Linked DNA regions of Mus musculus: region 1 is linked to region 2. The links are chromatin loops, found by intact Hi-C in ENCODE. Cell type or tissue: left cerebral cortex. All regions are shown on one strand. Each heading gives the region's core, and the rest is flanking DNA. Links, peaks and the distances in the headings are about the cores only.

Region 1 (5,537 bases), core at 1,433-3,932, 95 kb after region 2:
AACCAAACAAAAACAAAAAAAAAAACAAGAATTATATAAACAATCCACCTCTGGGCATTCACCCCCAGAGTTTCATGTATAGTAAGTTGCTGCAGAATGAACTATTGCATACACTGTTCTATTGTGACTCAGCCTTTCCAAGTCTTTAAAATGTTAACAAAATGCTCCAAATCTACATGAAACTTTAGAAGTGATCCTTGATTATATGAAGTAAGATGACTGTGTAGTTTGAATGCCATTTGCTGTATCAATTCCACACATGTGAAGTTATCTTTCAAATAGATCCACATCTGAGTATAAAAATAGTACAGAAAATAATAATAAGATAGATACATTAAGGAAGATGAATTGCTAATATATTGTCACATATAAAGGTAATAAATTCAATGTTTTATAAAATTTGGTTTAAAAAGTTCTCTAGGGTGGGTGGGTGGGGCAAGCACACACTAAATTGCTATATATTCAGAATACAGACTTGTTCTAAACTACCCAGGCATATATTTTTGCCACTTAAAAAATGAGCCAGAGAGAAGGTTTAAGAAGGCCCCCAATGGAGGAGCTAGAGAAATTACCCAAGGAGCTAATGGGAACTGCAACCCTATAGGTGGAACAACAATATGAACTAACCTGTACCCCGGAGCTCTTGTCTCTAGCTGCATATGTATCAAAAGATGGCCTAGTCGGCCATCACTGCAAAGAGAGGCCCATTGGACTTGCAAACTTTATATGCCCCAGTACAGGGGAACGCCAGGGCCAAAAACGGGGAGTGGGTGGGTAGGGGATTGGGGGGGTGGGTATGGGGGACCTTTGGGATAGCATTGAAAATATAAAGGAGGAAAATACCTAATTAAAAAAAAAAAAAAAAAAACGACTGTCTACCTCAAAATGAGAAAAATGGCTTTTGTCGTGTTTGGGGGGAAATGAAAATTTTTAACAAATCTATACTGAATTATTGGCATCGATAGAGACAGTGGATCTAGATGTGTCTGTAATTTGATCCATCCTCTTTTAGTCCTTGGTTTTGCTAATGAGATGGCAGGTGGTGGTGGTGGTGGTGTTTATCTTTGCTTTGGTTTGGTTTGAGTTTGGGGTTTTGTAGAAAATACTGACCACCAATGTCTGCTAACATCAAAAGGTGCAGAGGTAGCTTGGGCTTACTGCCATCATCCTCCCAATAAACTTCCACCTTGCTGATGCTCTGTCCACAGTCCTACAGGGGCAGCTGGTCTTCAAACATTACCTTGAGCACAAATTCACACTTGTGTAGCCTCTCTAGAAGGCAACTTTACAGTGAGCATAATAAGTCTTCAAAACGTGTATTTCTTATGACACACAGTGAATGCACTGCCGGATAGTCTTTTTGATGAATTGGATTTCTCATTGTAAGTGAATATATTTCCTTTCCAATCTTAATCCTCATAATCTTTGATTCACCATCTCTACTTATGAAACAGATCCTGAAAGAAGTCTTACACACAGAACAAGGGTTTATAGAGAACAATGTTCATATAAAAGCCGAAAAAGTAGAATGTCCAAAGAGATAATGCTGATGTTAGGATGTATCTGAAGAACCAAATTTTAAGGAATAATCTTAAAAGCTGTTGCACATGTATGATTTTAAATTACTTAGAATTACATGAAAAGCTACAGTTTGTATTTCTGATTCCACTTTATTATATTTAATATAACTTAGAAATGATCCATTAGAACTAACTTGGATTAGAGAAGGAAACTGCTACAAGACAGCCCAGAGTTAGGCATGTGAAGAGGTACAGTGACAGATCATTCCTGTTATTTGGCTAAAGTAATACTACTACATACAATATACATCACTAAGCATATTTCCAGTCATATCAAATATCCCTCACATCCTGGCTACTACAGGCCTTGTGAATTGCTTACACAAAATCTTCCAATAAGTAGCCTCAGAATCATGCCCCTGAGGCAGTCAAGAAGACAAGAGTGCCTGTAGAATTAGATGAAACTACCCTACAGGCAACTATGGTTTCCCAGACCTGAAGTCAGGCTCTCTACAGCCCCAACATAACTAACTGAGAACATTCCCTCTTTAAAATGAATATTCGGCATGTCCCCCAGGACTCACTTATAACCAAGGGGGTATCGTTTTGTATTGTCTCTTGGTTCCTGCATTAGTAACTAAAAAACAACTCCTCACTTCACTGGGCAACTATCCCCAAACTACTTGTTTCACCAAGTAGCCTGTCTCAATCTCATTCTTGATAATTGGGTTAAAATATTTTATCAGTAGGATGAACATTTAGAAAGTATTACTTACTTAGTTTAATATTAAAAAAAATCAAAAACTATACTACACTCTGAAGCAGTGTAGCATTGTGAGAAAGGTTCTACTTTGGAGCAACAGAGCCCAGAGTTCAAATCTGGCCTGACCCTATTTGGAAGTACTTGACCTGCACAGAGCCCCCAATTCCCTCCTAAAATAATGATGGAGTACCACTTGGTAAGCAGCGTGGATTCATCCCTTGCTTGTGTGATGTACTCTGGGAGCTTAATCAACTGCTTATGAATGAATGGCTAAAATTGTTAGCAGCGTGCCCTTTAATGTCTATGCATGCTCCAACAACTTTGCATATGGAAATATCTTGGCATCTTGACAAAATGCAAATTCTGATTCAGAAAGAACAAAATGAGGCTTGAGAGTGCCAACAAGCTACCAGTAACTCCCCACACTGCTGGTCCACAGACCAATCTCTCCTTGGTGTGGCCTTACATCAGGGTTTTCAAACATCACTAGTTTGGGATCAACTAAGGAACATTTAAAAACATATGAAGGGGGGAGGGGGGGCTGGCGAGATGGCTCAGCAGGTAAGAGCACTAACTGTTCTTCCGAAGTTCCCAAGTTCAAATCCCAGCAACCACATGGTGGCTTACATGAGATCTGATGCCCTCTTCTGGTGTGTCTAAAGACAGCTACAGTGTACTTATGTATAATAATAAATAAATCTTTGGGCCAGAGCAAGTAGGGACTCAGTGAGCAGAGCTGACCGGAGCAAGCAGAGGTCCTAAAATTCAATTTCCAACAACCACATGAAGGCTCACAACCATCTGTATAGCTACAGTGTACTCACATACATAAAATAAATAAATAAATCTATTAAAAAATATGATGGTTGGGTACCATCTGCTAGAGTTTCATACAATCAATTTTGGGTGTGGAATTAGGACACCAAATTAAAGCTTCCTAGGTGATTCTAAGGTGTAGCATCCAAGTTTGAAAACTACTATTCCATTAGTGTGGGCTTACTAAGTAGAACCTAATGTCATTTTAAGTCTGACAAAGATCAGTGACCATAACCATACATAACATATAACATACTTTGGTGCTATTCCATAATAAATAGCATACATCATTCTTTTTTTTATTAGGTATTTTCTTCATTTACATTTCCAATGCTATTCCCAAAGTCCCCCATACCCTCCCCCTCCCACTCCCCTACCCACCCACTCCCACTTCTTGGTCCTGGTGTTCCCCTGTACTGGGGCATATAAAGTTTGCAAGTCCAATGGGCCTCTCTTTCCAGTGATGGCTGACTAGGCCATCTTCTGATACATATGCAGCTAGAGACATGAGCTCCGGGGTACTGGTTAGTTCATAATGTTGATCCACCTATAGGGTTGCAGACCCCTCAGCTTACAGAACACAAAGAACAACACCAGTCTGCAGACAGGTCCTAAGTAAACAATTACTTTTTAAAGCAGAAGAAACTAAACCAATTAGAGCCCATGGCAAATTTGGAGTTTTTTAAACATCATATATTACTACTTAGAGTGAATGTATGTGAAATATTTTTGAAAAGTGTGTGTGTGTGTGTGTGTGTGTGTGTGTATTTGTGTGTCTGTCTGTCTGTCTGTGTTTATATGCTTAAAGGTGCTTTCTCAAGTGTGCTCTAATACATAGCACATATAGGAAGGAATTCATCTTACCTTGCTGCCTGAAATAAATGTTTGAGGTTCTTTAACTCTATATTCTCATATCCTAGAGAGAGTGGGAGCACAGGACACAATAGAGAAAATGTCGAGCATTTTCAAACATAATCATTCAGATGTGAAGGGACATGCAGTTCAGAAGACACTAGATAAGACGATAGAGGGGGAAGGCAGAGTGGGCAGTGCAATCCAGCCTAAAGATGGCATGCAGGTCACAGACTGACTGAGAGAAGCATTTCATTGGAAATCAAGTGAGTTGCTGCAGAGTTAAGGCAGGAGGACTGGAGATAACAGGACTGTCTTCCAGCCACCTCATCTAACGTCTGCCCAGAGGACCATCCAGTGCTCATTTAGAGCACTCTGTCTAGACACGATGAAGAGTGCCCACTACACGTCTGGGATCTACTTGTCTTCAAACACCTTCAGTGTAACACTTGTCTAGAACGTCACCCTTATTCAAATAATCTTCCTCCAAATGTACTTATTTCCCCTCCCTTCAGTGTTTCATATTTGACCACTTCACTAAGTTTAGTATTTCAGTTGCACTTGGACCAATTTATTATTCATGCCCTTATTTTAAGTAAGAAAAATTATTTTACTAGAATTTCATATCACCAAATGTCTTTTCCTACTCCCATAAACAAAATAGATGTATTAAATTTCTTAAGATTTTCAACATTTTCCTTCATTTTATTGTTTTGAGACTATCTATAACTTCACAAGGAAGAACTTTAAAGAGTGTGATGATTTGCAAAGCTTACACAGTCACCTGTTGAGTCACCTGAAGACAGAGAACAGAGCAATTAACTTTCTAGTTTACTTATTCCTTGAAGTGAATTAGTATGACAATTTTTTACCTTGTTTTTTTCCCATTCATAGAAGTCTTTAAAATATGAGATATTTTAACAAAGTGATACAAAATGTCTTGGGATATAATATTAAAATTCATCAAGACAAAACTAGAGTGGGAATAATAAGAACTAGATATACACCTGAGAAGTAATTTGAACATACTGAAACAATGTCTTCATGTTTACATTAATTTGATGCTGTGTCTTAATAAAAAGTTAAAGAAATGTCATGGAGTTCTAATAGTAATTGGATTTAAATGTTAGCTAAACATTTCACGATAATGATCAAAGTGATTTTAAAAATACCTGAAAACTGAATGCAGAGTTCTGTCATATGTAAGCAAACAAGTTACAGTGAAGGGACAACACAATAGGGAAGCTAGAAAGAATTGACACTGAGAAAGCAAGCACCACGTCGGATGCTCTCAACAGCATTTAAAGGCAGGCCTTATTTCAATCACAAAAAGGAAATCCATGTTGCCAGGGGTGAAGTGATCTCTGAAGAACAAAGTCACAGAAGATGAATGCCAGCCATATCTACTCACTCATTAACTCATTGATGGATGGAAAAATGCATGGATGGATACATGGGTGAATACATGAGCAGATACATGGATGAATGCATGAATGGATACGTGGATGAATGCATGGGCAGATACATGGGTGAATGCATGGGCAGATACATGGATGAATGCATGGGCAGATACATAGGTGAATGCA
Region 2 (8,556 bases), core at 3,449-5,948:
ACACACACACACACACACACGCACACAATGTAAACTAAATAAAAATAAATAATAATTAATCTAAAGAGATAAACATGCAGAAAAATCTTTAAAACTAAGAATCACAAGAAAAGAAACTTAAAGACATTTTGATATTAATTCTTGAAATTCGTGGGATAAACCCCCTAACCATACGGTATCTCAGTTACCTCCTTGATCAATGTAGAGCCATTTTATCTTAGCTTGAGTATTTAAATGTAGTTGTTGTTGTTGTTGTTGTTGTTGTTGTTTTAATTTGGTTGGGTTTTGCTTTGTTGTTGTTGTTTTGTTTTTGTTTTTGTTTTTTGAGATAGCAGTTTCTAATCAGGATCATATGAGCCATAGCTCAATTAATTCATTCCACGCTAAATTGCCTCTCAGATAATGATGGCTACATTTATTGTACACTTGTGTGCCAGACTCCATGCACAGCAGCATTAACTCCTCATGACACACTTGCAAGGAGGGTTCGTGATCATCCCTGCTTATAGACGGGGACATGAGGAACTTTGAGTCAGAACTGGACGCCACTGGATGCCAGAAACTGCCCTCTTAGCCATCATGGCATGCTTCATACAACACAAGTTATGTGGTCATCGCTTCACATGCAGAGACTATGTATATAAAACAATATATACATGTGGATCTAGATGGCTGTACTTGTACATTCAGAGCTAGGTTCTTTAAAAAAGAAAGTGACCACTTCGAAACTCCTGAAAGGAGTTGATGCCAAATCTATCCTGTAGATCATCTGATCAGCAGGTAAAAATCTGACTTTACTCTTCTATGTGTGGAATAGTGAAATTTAGCAAGCTTCACATATGCACTCTTGCTCTACACACTATATAATACTTTGAATATCAACAAAATGGTCTTGATACCTCTCATCAGCCTTTGATAAACCTTTTCCTTGAAGTTTGGTTTAGTATTTCTGCATACTGATTTAATATCCCAAATTATCGTGTCCCAATAAATCTCTTTACTAAGGAGGAGTCAGAAAGAGAGACAGGAATGTGTCTTTACATTCTGATATTACAGATATGAGGCTATCCAGACATAAAATTTTCACCCCATTTACTGAAACGCACCATGTCAATGGGCCAGCCATCTCTTTCTCTGTAGCAAGGATGATGTTAATTTCTCATGAGTCACGTGTGAAGTGACCAGGGGAAGAAATACAATCAATCCACCGAGAAATTGGATCTGCAAAGGTACCTGGTAATGGAATGGAAATACCACATACTCTGCTTACAGCTAAGGTCTTGACAACATCTATTCTGCTTGGCACTGAGAATTGAGAGAGAGAGAGAGAGAGAGAGAGAGAGAGAGAGAGAGGAAAGGGGAGAAGGATAAAGTGGAAATCTAATTTTGAGAAATAAGGATTAAAGGTTCCATTATTCATGCTGTTTTCACTGTATATATTGAGTTAACAGTATGTGATTTTACTGGATGAAAATGTGGGCCCCATGCAAGGAGAGTGTGGAGCAGTAAATCCCCACCGTGACAGTAATGAGGGAGGGTTAGTGTCTTGCCGGCATGAGGCTGTAAACAGTCCTGGGTTTTGAGCTGAAGTAATAAGTGAAGATTGTTCCTGGACTTACTGGGGAGCACAGATAGTTTCTGCCACAGGAAGAGCACCCCTCCTCCAGGTAGAGAGACACGGCCCTGCTATCTTCCTGCTTATCTGTCCTAATGTGGGAATTGTGGGCCCCAAAGTGCAAGTTTCTGCAGGGGGCAGGGCTGTAAACTCCTCTGAGTCCGCTGCCTGCCTTCTTTTATTTATTTATTTATTCTGACTACATACTGTTTTGTCAATATTTGAGATGTAGGTGTCTCTCTCTACTATTCACCCCCTTCCTATCCCCGAGGTCAGGAGTCAGGAGAAGAAAAACCACTTATCAAGTTAAGTGAAGGAAACCCCAAGAAGTCCAAGCGTGGATCAATCCATGGAGGTAGGATGGGAAGAAAGAAAAAACATAATAAACTGATTTCTGAGCCCCGTAATGAGTCCTAATCCATGCTACTTTTACCAAGCCTTGAAGCCAGACAGCTAAAGATCTACAAGGAGAGAGAGATAGCTGTCCATCTAAATCTCATAATGGGCCAGCTAGCAGGAAATCTGGGCAGTTAACCTCAACACTTGCTGGTTCCTGTATTAAAACGAGAAGGAAAAGCACCTTTCTTCTTTGCAAGCTGATGCCATCTATTGGGTCCAAACACTTGAAGCTAATCACCTTATGGCTGCCTAGGCTCACCAGTTAAAATCCTGCCCATCACCATTGTGGTGAAGACCATCCAGGTAAGAAAGGTCAATGTAAGCTGACTCTAGGGGGAAGTTTGAGAGAGAATGAGGTATTTGCATGGTATTAAAGTACTACAACGTACTTCTTAGTCACAAGGAGAAATGATTATATAACGGAGAATAATGGAGAACCCAGTCACCCATCTTCACAAAGTGATCAAAAGTAGCATCATCTATGAAGGGTGACACTAATCATTTGCCTATATGTGAGTTATGAGACTAACTGTGGGACATGGTGGCAAATAATGGATTCATGAGAAAATCTAAGCACAAGGAAGTATTCAACAGTATGAGAAATTTTCCATTGAGAGAGAGAGAGAGAGACTCAATACTGTGAGGCAGAGCTCTCAGGCAATAAAAAGGTTCTATATCAAAGGAGGCCCAGACCATGACAATCCCACTAGCCCACCCTAACCAGGATTTGCTCCTGAGAAAACAAATGCCACACAGGCCAGCACTGCAACATTGGGCCAACTAACAAAATGAAAACATGGTGTTAAGTTATACAAAAAGCATAATGTCTGTGAAATTATCTGAAACAGAGAGTTGTTCTGTGACTGTATAACAAAATATCCCTGTGCTAAGTATGCACTAAAGTAATTAGGGGTAAAGGACCATAATACAGTAGACAGTTCTAACACACACACACAAGTATGTAGATTATAAGCCAATCCTAACGATAGGTAAAAATTAATCGAGACTGGGTAATGTTATTTGTACTGTTTTCAATCCTGTAAGTTTTGGGTGGACTTGAGAGTACCTTAAGAGTTAAAAAGTATTCTCAAGAAGTTTAAGCCTTTGAGTCAAAACCGAATCTTCACTGTCTTCATTTGAATAGGTGTATAAGCCTAAGGCCTTCAAGCAAAGACACTCCTCACGTTTCGGCCCAGCCACTCTGAGTGTATCTGTGCTGTCCAAGCCTCTACTCAAGCCTCCCCGAGGGGTTGTTCATAACAATCATGTACTGTCCTGACAATTTCATGGCAAAGGAAAAGGTAAATAAATAAACAAACAAAACTGTGCCCACCTTTTCATGGCATATATATCTCAACATCAGGATCCTAAAATGTGTCAATGTTTGGAAATCCCAAGTCTGAGTGTAAGTGTTGCAGTCTAATATTCTACCATAAATGAAGCATTTACAGAGATGGCATTCTGAGATAATTCTGTTTAAGACACACAATATAGTTTTTAAAACTACATCCTTTGCTAACTATATTAGCACTGACCTTTCATGTAGACCAGTCTTTTAATTTTTTTCTGTCCTGATAATGCACAAGTATCCCAGTGGATGTCAACTCTGTCTCAATTCTTGGTTATGAGACCTGAATCAGAATATTAAATTTCTAGCTATTTGGCTTCCTTCTTTTATGTGTTTGATAGAAACTCAACAACTTTCTCTGGGCTCCGAGGTGGAAGTTCTCCTTGAAAGCCCCTCTCCATCAACACTAAGGTAGGTTTTCCCCAACTGTTTTGCTGTTGTTGTTGCTGTTGCTGTTGCTGTTGTTGTGTTTAAAACAATGGCACTTTGTTGATGCACAACTGTGTTCATTAGCAGCTCAAGCAGTAAAATAAGAGCATCCAGTAGAAAGATGACCTTTGAGGGAGCCAGCTAAGGTCTTGGCATGATGCCCTTCACCTTGGTGCGTCCTGTGAGAGGTGATCTAGCAATTCATTTAGCTTGCTTACCAAGCAAGCAACTGTTAGACTGTCAATGTCACTTCACCTTTTCTTAGGATTCTGGTAGTCTCTAGTCCCAGCTCTGGGCAAAAGAAGGATGCAAACTTCAATGTAGCTAGTAGACTAGGTGCCAAAGGAATCAAAAGTGAAAGGGATATGCATTTTGTAGGTATGGAAACAATGTTACACTTCTCAGAAACATACTTGAATGAATGTAGCTCCCTACTTAACAGGTGACCAGGAAGTCTTGAGTTCATACCACTGAGGTAGGTACTCTTTGCCCATTTGACTTCTCAGGCACAGAGACAAAAGTGAGAGAGCTTTGATGCCTTAAGCCAGTGTTTCCAACAGTGCATCCTGAATAATAAACTACCTCATAGCACGAAAAGCTACAGGATCACATTTATTGAGTACTTACTGCTTATAAGGCACTGTGGAAATGCTTCCCTTTTAATCCTTCTTACAATGCTTAAACCAGACAGCATTATTTTCTCTATTACTAAGAGGAAGAAACTGAGAGTGCAGTCTGCCCAAGTCTCATAACTAGTGACAGCTGAGATACACACTTGAGCAGCCAACTGTGGGCCTGACAGAGCTTCATACATACAAAGTGCTCTTTGACGGTGGCTCTACTGTATCTGGGTATCTTAGAATCGAAGAGCCGAGATGAATCCAACCGATTTCTTATAAAGATTAAGTATCGGGTATTTCAGCCTCTGCCCACAGGCTTCTTTTTTTCTTTGATTTTGGATTTGGTTTGAGCTTCTCCTTGCAGCAAGCTCCTGTCCCATGGGAAGAGTCTCTCCCTTCCACCTTCCAGAAACAGGGGAGGAACTGACTCCTTTCTTGTACCAGATGCTGAGTCTGGCCCTGGACACCCTTTTTCTCACATAATCATCACAGCCCCTCTATGAGGTCAGTTTTATTAACCATATTTAAATGGTTGAGGAAACAGGAGCCCAAGTGGTTCCGGAGCTCGCTATTTGTCTATTGTGGTCCAGAGCCCACAGTGTCCTCCCTGAGCTGCGTGATTCCACTCTAATCAGAAAGGTGAATGCTGTCATCAGAACCTTTCCAACATCCTCCAGAGTCAGTGTTCAAGTCAAGAGTCATCATGACATGCTATTACAGCTCTTCTTTAATTTTTCATTACATTCATGTATTGATTCATTCGTTTGGGGATGAGACACATACCACAGGATAAGTGGTAGTCAGATGGACAACTTGCAAGTCTTCGTGGGACTTGGTTCCCTTTCAGCCTTGTGGGTCCTGAGGACTGAACTCAGATTCTCTGAGTTGGTGATAAGTACCTTCATCAGATGAGTCATCTCGACAAGCTAAGAACTTTCCCTTGAAGAACAAAATCAGTTCAAATGAATGAGCACTGCCAAACACAGGATTCTTTGATAAGGAAATTTAAAAATCTCTGCTTATGATTTGGTGCATGAAGTTAAGAATTCAAGGGCAGTCTCTGCCTTTTATTAGCACCTCTTCCTAGCTGTGTAGCCTTGAAGAAGTTGTTCCACCGCGCTATGCACTCACTTCCTCGTAGGCAGAACATGGAGGCCTTGTGAGAATGCAAGTGGAAGCTCTGAGAACTACCATACTCTTACCCTCTTCCCCTCACTTTTGTTACTTTTCAGGACAGAGACCACAGGGTGTCTTGGTTAGGGTTTAATTGCTTTGAAGAGGAACCATGACCACGGCAACTCCTATAACAGAAAGCATTTAACTGAGGCTTGCTTGCAGTTTCAGAGGCTAAATCTATTATCATCATTGAGAGAAGCCTAGCAACCTGCAGGCAGACATGCTACTGGGGGAGTAAACAGTTCTATATCCAGATAGGTAGCAGGAAGTTAATGTCACACTAGACCTGGCTTGAGCATTTGAGACCTTAATACCCATTCCCTAGTGATGCACTTCCTCTGATAAAGCCACACCTACTCCAACAAGGCCACCCCTCCTAGTAGTGGCAATCCCTATGAGCTTATAGGCCCACTTTTATTGAAACCACCACAGTCTCTAAAACAGTAGTTCTGAATGTTTAGTATACAAATCATTGCTTTAAAAAAATATTAACATTGGGGAAGTTGGAGAGATGGCTCAACTGGTCAAGTACTTGATGTTTGCAGGCTTATCCACCTGAGTTTAGATTCCCTGGATCATTATAAAGAAAAGAAAAGAAAAGAAAAGAAAAGAAAAGAAAAGAAAAGAAAAGAAAAGACAAGACAAGACAAGACAAGACAAGAAAAGACAAGAAAAGACAAGAAGAGGGGAGGGGAGGGGAGGGGAGAGGAGCGGAGCGGAGAGGAGAAGAGAAGAGAAGAGAAGAGAAGAGAAGAGAAGAGAAGAGAAGAGAAGAGAAGAGAAGAGAAGAGAAGAGAAGAAAAGAGAAGAAAAGAGAAGAAAAGGAGAGGAATGAAAAAGGGTGTGGCCATGGGCTAGCACCTATAATCCCAGCACAAGAGGGGAAAGACAGGTAGAAGTCAAAGAACAAGCTACAGGTTCAATGAAAAGATCATGTTGCAAAAAAAAAAAAAAAACAAAAACAAAAAAAACAAAAAAAAAAACGCCTAATGAAGACATCCTGGTGTTGACCTCTGTCCTCCAGAGGCACACACATGGCTACATGCACCAGCACATAGGTATCCACATACATGCGTACATACAGCATACATATACACAGACATGCAAGCTCATATGTGTGCAAGCAAACCATTTCTCCTGCTTCAGTGTAATAGTCAGCAGCAGAACCAAAGGTCAGATTTCCCTACCTCTCACCTCGAGTGACACTTCCCAAGGCCCTTCTAACACTGCCTCTGTGGAAGCCAAAACACCACCTGAATCACACCTCTCTAAAGACACAGACCAACCTTACCTTTACTTGCATTGGTCAGAATGCCCGTTTCATACCAAGGGTTTGCTGTGGCATGTTCTCACATGGAGTGAACTGCCAGTTTGCCACATTCACCCTGTCTGGCCAGACTTACATCAGCCATCAGAGGCTTCCAAAACTCTCAATAGGAAAGTGGAATCACTCCATGTCAATCAGCGTCCTTTGAAATGATTTCTCCAAAGCATCTAAAGGAAATATTATTATCCACCCAGTACCCATAAAGTGTTACTGATTCTACTGTTCAGGAAAACTGCATACAGGTGGTCCTAAAAACAAGGGCTTTGAGGAACATTGGCCCAAAGATTTTTATTGTGATTTACTAGCTTAACAAAAGCAGTGGTAAGGTAGAGTATTCGGCCTCATTTACTGAATAGGGAAATGCCATTTTCTCCTAACCAATGAGAATGAGAATAGGCAGTGTTGTTGACTCTGCTCATAGGAAGTCAGTATGGAGGACTGCCAGCCCCGGACTCCTCCTCACTCCAACAGCCACACACAGGGTATGTCTGTGAAGAACTCTTACAGACCCTACTTGCATCTCCATATTATTGTCCTCACTGAGAATAAAATCAAAATTTCAAACCCAGAGCACAATCTGAAAGAATCCTATGAAAGTCTTGGTGTGGATGCAATCGCTCATAACACTCGAAAAGAATGCGGTAAAATTCTTGACTTAATATGGTAAAAGGGCTGACTGTCCTTGTTGGTCTGTAGCAACATACTGGTCAGCTGCTACAACGGTGGCTGGTCTCTGAATATAGTCAATGTCTGTGACAAACAAACGTAGGAGGAAATGTCAGCCTCTGTCAGACAGGCATAAGTCATGGGTCTGCCTAGTCCTCAAAAGAATGAGGTCTCTCTTCCATCTTCTACTTCTCATATCTCCCACGTCTTCCTTCTCATACTCCCACATCCTAGTTCCCCAACAAAGATTCTTCTTGTTCTGAAGGATCGAACCAACTCCAACTGCTTCTCTTTTGTTCTGCTCACATCCCACTATCCTAGAGTAACTACTTGCTGCTGAGAGGAAAAGGCATGGCAGGAAGGGGAATGTAAGATGAGCGCTGTGCTTCCAATGACATTTCAGATGTGGCTGAGCTAAGGCATCTATGGATCTTAGCCAAGCTCAGAGCTCCCCCTAATGACCCAGCCTGTGAGGAAAAAGCAAGAGGGAGAGGAGAGGAAGGGAGGGAAGAAAGCAGGGAGGGAGAGGGAGAGGGAGAGGGAGAGGGGAGAGGGGAGAGAGGGAGAGGGAGAGGGAGAGGGAGAGGGGAAGTTGCTTATTGTCTACTTCCATTTTTTAAAAATGCCACTTGGGAAGTGCTAATCAATCCAACCCTTCTTAGGAACTACTCCCTAACTTTCCCAAACACCCCAACAGGCTCTGACAGAGGATTCCACTTGTCAAGGTCACTTTGGGGTCCTCAATTTGCTCTGAACAAGAATTCCACATCATCTCCTCATATTAAGTGCCAGACTGCCACCATGTGCTCTCGGGACCTTTTTGAAAAATTCTATTTTTGGTTCTGCATTAAAGGATTGCATTTCTCCTGAAGGCCAGCTGTTGGCTGACTGCAGTGCCAAAAACATAGTCTTCTAAGTGTACTCCTGTGTTTCTTCCTGCCGTTACTAATCCTCTGGCTGAGAACCAAGAGGAAGT

What was found. A loop is a pair of places that touch in the nucleus more often than their neighbours do. Peaks named below come from ENCODE experiments on the same cell type or tissue, not always from the same donor. Only the 100,000 strongest peaks of a DNase experiment are listed, where the experiment ranks them.
Region 1: it touches region 2 in a loop (2.4-fold over the local background); 3 of 42 quality-filtered maps call a loop at or near these places.

What each region holds. Positions count from the first base shown.
Region 1 is chr4:22,027,179-22,032,715 of GRCm38, reverse strand. All of the region lies in intron 1 of Gm42260 (a long non-coding RNA gene), which reads right to left. Among named protein-coding and RNA genes, the nearest start is that of Gm42260, 5.9 kb to the right of the region's middle. In left cerebral cortex, for the core only: no CTCF peak of the experiment used is centred there; a DNase peak (open chromatin) is centred at 2,630.
Region 2 is chr4:22,121,062-22,129,617 of GRCm38, reverse strand. No RefSeq gene overlaps it. Among named protein-coding and RNA genes, the nearest start is that of Gm42260, 100 kb to the right of the region's middle. In left cerebral cortex, for the core only: no CTCF peak of the experiment used is centred there; no DNase peak of the experiment used is centred there.